Regions from separate parts of the Mus musculus genome. Here region 2 is linked to region 1. The links are chromatin loops, found by intact Hi-C in ENCODE. Cell type or tissue: heart. All regions are shown on one strand. Region 1 overlaps Zfp462 (zinc finger protein 462). Region 2 has its middle 3.4 kb from the start of Gm12514.

Region 1 (4,000 bases):
TCCTGGAGATTTCCCCCGAGTTTTCCTCCAGCAACTTTTGTGGTTTTAGGACCTATGTTTCAATCTCTTACTGATTTGGAGTTGATTGTTTTTCCATCTGGGAGGTCAGGATCTAGTTTCTTTCTTCTGCCTGTGGTGCCTGATAGTGATATTGGCAACTTTCTCAAAGCTCAATTGACTGAGAGAGTGTTCCTATTCCATTGCTCCATGAAACTGATTCTAGGTTACTGTCAAGCTGTTTTGGTGACCTTGTCTTTCCTTAAGTATCTTAAAGTCACGGAATGGAGTGCCTCGAACTTCTTATCGTGTTCACTCTAGGTTGTTATGGCTATATGGGGTCTTTTCTAGTTACCTTGACGTTACAATGGAAAGCGAAGGGTAGATGTAACTCAGTGATAAAATTCTTGCCTGTGGTGTGAGAGGCCGTGGATTTTAAGAGTGCCAAAAACATTAATTAAATGGCATGGCATCCAAGACATGGACCTAATAAATAAGAGTTCTGACAAACTTAAAACCTATCTAAAGTAAGGTAAGAAGATAGATAATAAACCCACTGAAGGGTAAATCTCAGTCTTGTTGTTCCAGAGCAGATCTCTTAACACTACACACATCTTCAACCCCTTAGAGTGCTAACGTGTTCTTTTTTTAAAGAGACGCTAGTCATGAAATGCACTAGCCCTTGGGCTAGACTAAGGCCCCATGGCAGAATATCTAGCAGACCTGAGCAGGTCTTCCTGAGGCCATTTTCTTCTGTGGTTTTTTTTGTCCCTACCCTCCCACTGTGATAATCAAGGGATCTAGTTGGGTCCTTCAATCTCCAACTAACATAGAGAGCCAAGGCTTACAGCCAAAACGTGCTAACTTGTCAAAAGCTGCTTGCTGTGGTCAACCTGCAAGACTGCATAAAACAAAAGCCTCTCCTGTAGGTTGACTCAGGGCCATTTCTTATAAGGGAAATGCTTGTGATCTCAGAAGTATGCCTTATTTCTTTTCCTTCCTTCCTTCCTTCCTTCCTTCCTTCCTTCCTTCCTTCCTTCCTTCCTTCCTTCCTTCCTTCCTTCCTTCTTTCCTTCTTTTTTTTTTAACCTTTTAACAAATATGTTCTTCACAACAAATCCTTAACATCTCTTCACTGTTTTGGCTGTCCTCAGGGAGAGGGAGACAGGATGCTTCTGAGTGAGTCTACAAAAGCTTCTTTTTCTTCCTGGTACTCGGGCTCTGCTTGTCCCTCTTGATGAGATAAAAGATTCCTTCTTGGATATTTTGACTTTCTTCATGTCTAAGGCTACGCCTAGGCTATTTCTGAAGCCATCAGCATTCCAGAGCCCTCCATTTCCCAATGCTCTCCCCCAAAACAAATAAAACAAGCTTAGGCCATGAGAAAACACCGCGTCTGAAATATGTGAGGTAGCAAGCACATCTTCCTGCTTGTCCAGCTTGATCTCAGTCTATCCACTGGGCTTTCGGCTTCACACGAGATGGAATTAGGGCGAACAGCCTGGCTTCTACTTCCCTCTGAAAGTGTCATGTCTACATCCAGAGACCTAAACAAAAGAAGAAAAACTCCTCCTTGGGTAGACAAGTTGTGTATGAGGGACTGACTTGAGTACCTTGGGAATTGCAAGCTGAAACTGTCCCTTCCCTGTCACACATCCTTGCAAGAACGGTTCCCTTTGTCCTATCTCCTTCTCTTTGGAAACAACCTAGAATCAATCTTCCACCACCTCAGTAGATTGTTGCCAAGAAGACAGGGCCAACAATAGCCTGGGGTGTTTTTGCCAGACATCCTGGCTTCTGGCAGAGTGCACGAGGGGCTATTAGCTCAGCTCTCAGGCTGAGGGAGAGTGATTTGAGATGTGACAGGTAGACTGGCTTCTTCTGTGAGGATGAAGCTTAGCATGTGCCCTTGGAGACAATAGATGACCGGCTTCATGTTTCCTGAGGGCAGAGGATCAAGTACCAGCTCCATTCTCCTTGTGAATCATTTGGACGTTCATATAGACACCTTTGGTTGGGGAGTTCATGGCCTTCCTGTTCCCCAGTTCCTTCCCAGACATGAGAGCTGAGGACTGTACTCAGAATAGACACACAGCAAGATCAGCCTGGGAATTTCAGAGAGAAGCCACGCACGCACGAAGAAATTGAAAGGAACCCAAGCAGAACGCCGCCCACCCTGCCCCCTCTCATTATGCAACTAGGAGGAGTCAGGAAGGCATTCTGTTGATTTCTTGCCCAAGATAATCCCTGCTAAGGAATTAATGCGCAGACCAGATGGCGCTGTGTCATTTCCAGTGAAAAGAATCAAGGAAGATAGTCTGTGCAATTATTTTTAATGGCTTGTGTGGTGATCTTCTTAATTTGTGAGAGAATGCCTTGTCTTTTGTGAGAACTGGCCCTGTTCACGTAGCTTTCTTGTGAAGTGGATGAAGGCATCCCAGAGTCCTAGCTAATGTCTGGAAGATTTCATGAAATATGGGGCATTTCAATCAGAAGTTGTCTTCCTGTGACGTCTAATCTGCTGAGGGGCCCACGGTAATCAGAGATGAAAATGATCACGTTTCCCCAAGCTCCACCCTTTTTTCAGAACTGTGTAGTCTGCTACTTACTATCCGTGTGAAGACTTGGCCCTCAGTGGGCTAATGAAAGACATCTGGGCTTAGGACTAAGGACAGCACAAAGGCCACGTAAACCCTCATCTTTGAGCTTGCCAGGAGGTGTGGCTTATAAACAATTCGCTAGCCAATCCATGTGTATAAGGCCCCTCACATGTGGCAGCATCACAGGAGTGAAGAAAACAGCTAGACCAATATTTGCTGTGTACACCAGACCCATTCAGAAATGTCTGCGTATCCCAGTACTTGTGAATATCACCGGTTGAGAAATAAATACTGGGCGGTTGGCCAGGATCTGTCAGTGGCTGGGGACATGCTTGCTTTTCTTATCATTAGTTATTATTACATGTGTTTATTTATCGTATGTGTGAGAGAGTTGTACACGTGGAGGTCCAAGCACAATTTGCAGGAGTTGGTGGTTTTTGTCTCCCACTATGTGGGCTCCAGGGATCAAACTCCGGTCATGGAGCCTGGGAGCAGGCAACATTAATCTACTGAGACATCTCAATGTCCCAGACATGCTTTTATATAAGCTCCCGGCGGCCCAACCTCAGCGTTGCTTAGGGTACCACCCAGGAGGGTCTCTGCAGGGCTCCTATCCATCCGACAAAGGAGGTACACATGTTGTGATGCTTTGGCCTAACTTGAAATACGAAGAAGTCCTGTGGCCTACTCTGTAGAACCAGGTTGGGCGCTTTCTGTGGTCTATTTTCTTCTTAGTGAGCAGATAGCCCTGTTTCAAATTCACACTGAGTAGCTGCCGAGCTGTCAAGCCCTTGGTCAGACCCTGCAGAAGGGATGAGTTAATTAGAAAAGAGATGTAAAGGGTCTTAGAGTAAGCCAAGGAGCCTTTTCTGGCCAGAAGGAACCTGGGTTGTTGATGATAGCAGAAGTTGCATAAATAAGGAGACTTGTTGCATAATAAGTGACTGAAGCAGGACAGCTCCTATTCAGCTCTACTCTGGAAGTGTCCTTCAGAGAAGCCCAGAGTCAGTGGGGAGTCTGGCAGTACCTGCCAATGGCTTCCGGTTTAGCTTCCCAGGTAAGTCGGGAAATATTTTCCAGTGAATGCTGACTGATCCTCTCTAGATTTCCAGAAACACAAAGGAAATGCTGGTCTTTTCTCTCTGTTTGCAGAGCTGATGAGATTTGCAGACCGGGGGCCTGGTGTGAACACAGAGAAGCGATTTCCATGTGAATTCTGTGGACGGGCGTTCTCACAGGGCTCTGAGTGGGAAAGACACGTGTTGAGACACGGCATGTAAGTTGGGCACCAAGAAGACCTTTGTCCCAAGCGAGAGGGTGGGAGGAAGGCAAGAGTCCCCTAATAGTACAAAGAGCTCCTACCCCCACCACCTGGTATCACCTTACTGAGCATGGAGGGCAGG
Region 2 (4,000 bases), 65 kb after region 1:
GGTAATATGGTGGCTCATCCCTTTAATTCTAGCACTCAGGAGGCAGAGGCAATCGGATTTCTGAGTTCAAGGCCAGCCTGGTCTACAGAGCAAGTTCTAGGACAGCCAGGGATACATAGAGAAACCCTGTTTGAAAACACCAAAACAAACTAACAAACAAAACTCCCCAAAACAATGTCTCTCAGGGTAAGGCACAGTTTAAACAACCACTGTTGGACATAATATGGAGTAACTTAGGCTCAGCAGTAATTCTAAAGTTATTATGGTTTGAATGACAGGCAGCCCCAAACCACAGTCTTCCTGCACACCACCAGGTCTTCAAAGCATCCCCTACATAAGCCAATGACTCTATCATCTATCTATTGAATGCCTAGAGCTAAACACTCACCTGTAACACAGCAAGGGTTCACTAAATGACCTCAAACCTGAGTGCTCTTCACATCTCAAGATTTCTTAACTGGGTGAATAAGGTCCTCTTATCTAGTCTTCCTGCCCCATCTTGCTTCATTCTTTACATTGCAACCATACCATCCTTACAAAGAACAAATAAGCCTTGAGCTATCTCTGTCCTTGTGAGACCTATCCTGGCTTTCTCTTGATGCAAAGTTCTTGACAACCCTGGCTTCACAAATTTATTTTCTCATGGGTAAAAATCTTCAAATGTGTCCCCCAATCTGGTGCTGCAAACTACTGCTTTTTCTTAAAAATTCAGTGGCAATACCATTGTTTCCAGAAAGCACTCTCTGATAACCTCATTCTGATAGCAATGACCTTGTCTTTAACTCAAGTATTTCCTGTGTTTCTCTACTCACAGTTGTAAATGTGTCTTTGTCACTGAGTCATGTACTCTTAGGAAAACAATGACTTATCCCATCAGAATTCTAAGCACCAGACACCAGGCACCAAGCACCAGGCACCAGGCACAGAACAGAGGCACTTTGGGCCTGGGGCTATAGCTCAGTTAGTAGGATGTTTGCCTTGCATACACAAAGCCCTGGATTCCATCCCCACCACCCCAGGAACTCAAACAGAAATGGTGTAATAGCACATACCTGGAATGCCAGCATAAGGAAGACCAAAAATTCAAGATCATTCAAGATCATTCCACACCAGCCTGGGATATATGAGATATTGGGGGAGAAGCCCAAGATAGATTTAAGGAGGAGGAACAGTTTGTACAAAGCGATTGTGCTTGATAGAATTAGCAGACAAACACTAAGCAGCAAAGGATGTCATGATACCATAAAGAGGACAGGAAATTTTCTCTGGAAAGGACTAGATAGACATATTTTAGGCTTTCAAATCAAGGAGTGAAATCAAGAATAGCCACTTGGGCACCTTGTTTAATTGTTCAGCTTGCAACTGACATTAGATATCAGAGCCATTCTTCGCTGTGGTTTTGGAGGGCCAAATTTGGGTACTGGCCTGTAGTTTGTCAGCCTTTGTCCCAGAAGATAAACAGACACGGCCCACTGGGCAGGAAGAAGCAGTGGCCTGGCCATGTAGAGCACAAATAATGAGGGGGAAGGTCCAGATCCAATGCTGTAACTGCTGATGAGTCAACAGAGTGAAGCAGAGGTAACTGAATCTTAGGAAAGCTCAACTAGCCAACACACAGAAGGGGCCTTTGATTCATTTGAGCAAGTAAAACACCATCCATGCAGTTACCAGCTTCCCACCCCCAACACGTGGCATCGTAAATCCATTCCAAATCCACCTTTTTCCCAAGGGCAGGACTCCTGGAGAGACCCAGAGCTACGGACTCTAAGATCTGTTCCGTCTTTGTACAGCAATCAGGGGCCTTGGATTCTAGGGACTCTCCCAGCAGACACATTCCTTATCTTTTCCAAGGACAATGGAAAGGTCATGTGCGAGCAGTGGAGCAGAGGCCATGAGGAACCTTTGCTGTTGACCCGCAGATTCTGTTCTACCTGGGTCTCCCAGTGACAATGGTTATTTATCTGACCTTTATTTCCACATCAGCCCACCTCCCACACATACTTCCAAAACAGGTCTCAAATCATTCTGGAGATAAGCCAAGCCTGCCTGAAAGAGGAAGTAAGCCTGGCCCAGTCAGTGTGCCAGGACTCTACAGATAGCAAAACAAAGAGGACAAAGGCTGATGAAATTACCCCAGACAAGGAAAGCAGGATATATCTCCTCTTTGAGAGAATGGCTCAGACTAAGACAGTAAGGTGCTCAGACTAAGACAGTAAGGTCTGAGAGTAAAATAGGCAACTGAGTCAGAAGGCTTTCTGGAATGAATGGAAGAATTTTAGTAGCTAAATCATAAAAGCAATGACTTGTGTTTTCCAAATATCAACCCGGGGGCTTCTTTTGACTTAGTGGGGGCCTCTCAAGAATGCTCGCCGGGCAGTGATGGCACACACCTTTAATCTCAGCACTTGGGAGGCAGAGGCAGGCAGATTTCTGAGTTTGAGCCCAGCCTGGTCTACAGAATGAGTTCCAGGACAGCCATGGCTACACAGAAACCCTGTCTCAAAAAACCAAAACAAACAACAACAACAAAAATGATTTGCTCAACACTAATCTCTGCAAAGCCACACCCATCCTATTTCAAACTGAACTTTACTCTACTTTGCAGGAGAGCAACCTTGAACCTGACTGATGGCTAAGATGGTGGCTGTCAGTTTACTGCTGGCATGATGACCATATATTTGTAAGCAACTTTCTAAAGGAGAAAATGGTTTCTGGAGCTGGTGGAAGACCCAGTCTGTTTATGCCTTGCTACAGGGAGAGACAAACTAGTTGTTTAAATGTTCAGTGTCCCTTATAATAGCTCTGCCTCACTTAAAAGCTCAGCATCCAGCCATTGTCCTCAGCCTGCTTTCAGCAGGTCATTTTTCCAGGGCCATTCTCCCAGATGACAACAAGTTCTGAAAGTAGTTCCCAGAGAAGATCATAAATGATCAGGAATGTCCAAGTCCCATAAACCACTGTAAGTAGATCTTGGACACTGACCCTCAGGTTCCCTAGATGTGACAGCTGTCCAGTGTGTCAGTCCCTCTTGCAGTACAGCCCTTGGCTTCTGCTTGGCAGACTCATCCATGGTAAGCTGTTCTCTTAAGGCAGTTCCCTCAGGTCAGATTTCATGACAATAGACTATTTCATTTAACCACCATGACTCCCTGGGCCACTTGCTTCCTGCATCTGAGGGTCCAAGTATCTTTCCTGTGTGCCCCCCCCCCTACTATACACAGGACCACTTCCCCTCAAGGTGCTCCAGTGATCGCAGCATGAGTGAGAATCATAAATGCAAACTCTCCTGGATGAGGGCCCTGATGGTCCAGTCAGGACAAAGTGGCCCATTTTGAGAGAAGTCTAATTCAGTTTTGCAACATTGCCCTCCCTTAACTGAGTGCCATCCCTGTGAGCCCCGAGCTTCTAGACCTTGTGAGACAGAAATCTAGTCACTGCCTTAGGTGAACCTTCCAGCTAGTCCTCTTTCCCAACACATCAAACCATAAAGGCATCTCACGGTCTCTCTGTATGGGAAAGAAGCTAAACTTTTGCACTGGACACATTCACTCTAGAGTGGTAGAGGGAGTGACTCTCCACCAACATAATAGGTAGAGAGTCACGAGTTCCGTTTAACATTGGCCAAGGCTTGCTGCTGCACAGGCAATATCCAAGCACTTTACATTTACAAAGTTATCTAAGCCTCCCAAGAATAAGCCTAAGTTATGTGCTGGTTTTGTTCTCGGTTTGTATATGAGAAGAGTGAGGCACAGAGGGCCAGGGGTTGGCCTCATGGGTAGAGTACCTGCCTAGCATATACAAACTGTGTAGAATGCCAAATGTCTATATTTCCCAGTAGAGGTAGAAACATCAGGAACACAAAGAAATCCTTAGCTTCAGAGGAAGTTCAAGTCTAGCCTGTTCACCACCCCTAGTACCTCCCAAAAGTCAGGTGTACTGGATTTTGTGTCAGGTAGTGAGTGGGCGGTTGAACTGCTGGCTCCAGAAGCCTCTGATTCCT

Evidence for each region. A loop is a pair of places that touch in the nucleus more often than their neighbours do. Peaks named below come from ENCODE experiments on the same cell type or tissue, not always from the same donor. Only the 100,000 strongest peaks of a DNase experiment are listed, where the experiment ranks them.
Region 2: a loop joins it to region 1, with 2.2 times the contacts of the local background. A loop is called at or near these places in 1 of 42 quality-filtered maps.

Annotation. Positions count from the first base shown.
Region 1 is chr4:55,075,515-55,079,514 of GRCm38, forward strand. Zfp462 (zinc finger protein 462) reads left to right here. Exons shown (of 13, transcript NM_172867.3): 12 at 3,750-3,873. Among named protein-coding and RNA genes, the nearest start is that of Gm42289, 8.4 kb to the left of the region's middle. In heart, no CTCF peak of the experiment used is centred here; DNase peaks (open chromatin) are centred at 1,797, 2,107 and 2,627; H3K27ac peaks cover 386 bases.
Region 2 is chr4:55,140,590-55,144,589 of GRCm38, forward strand. No RefSeq gene overlaps it. Among named protein-coding and RNA genes, the nearest start is that of Gm12514, 3.4 kb to the left of the region's middle. In heart, no CTCF peak of the experiment used is centred here; a DNase peak (open chromatin) is centred at 1,932; H3K27ac peaks cover 1,026 bases.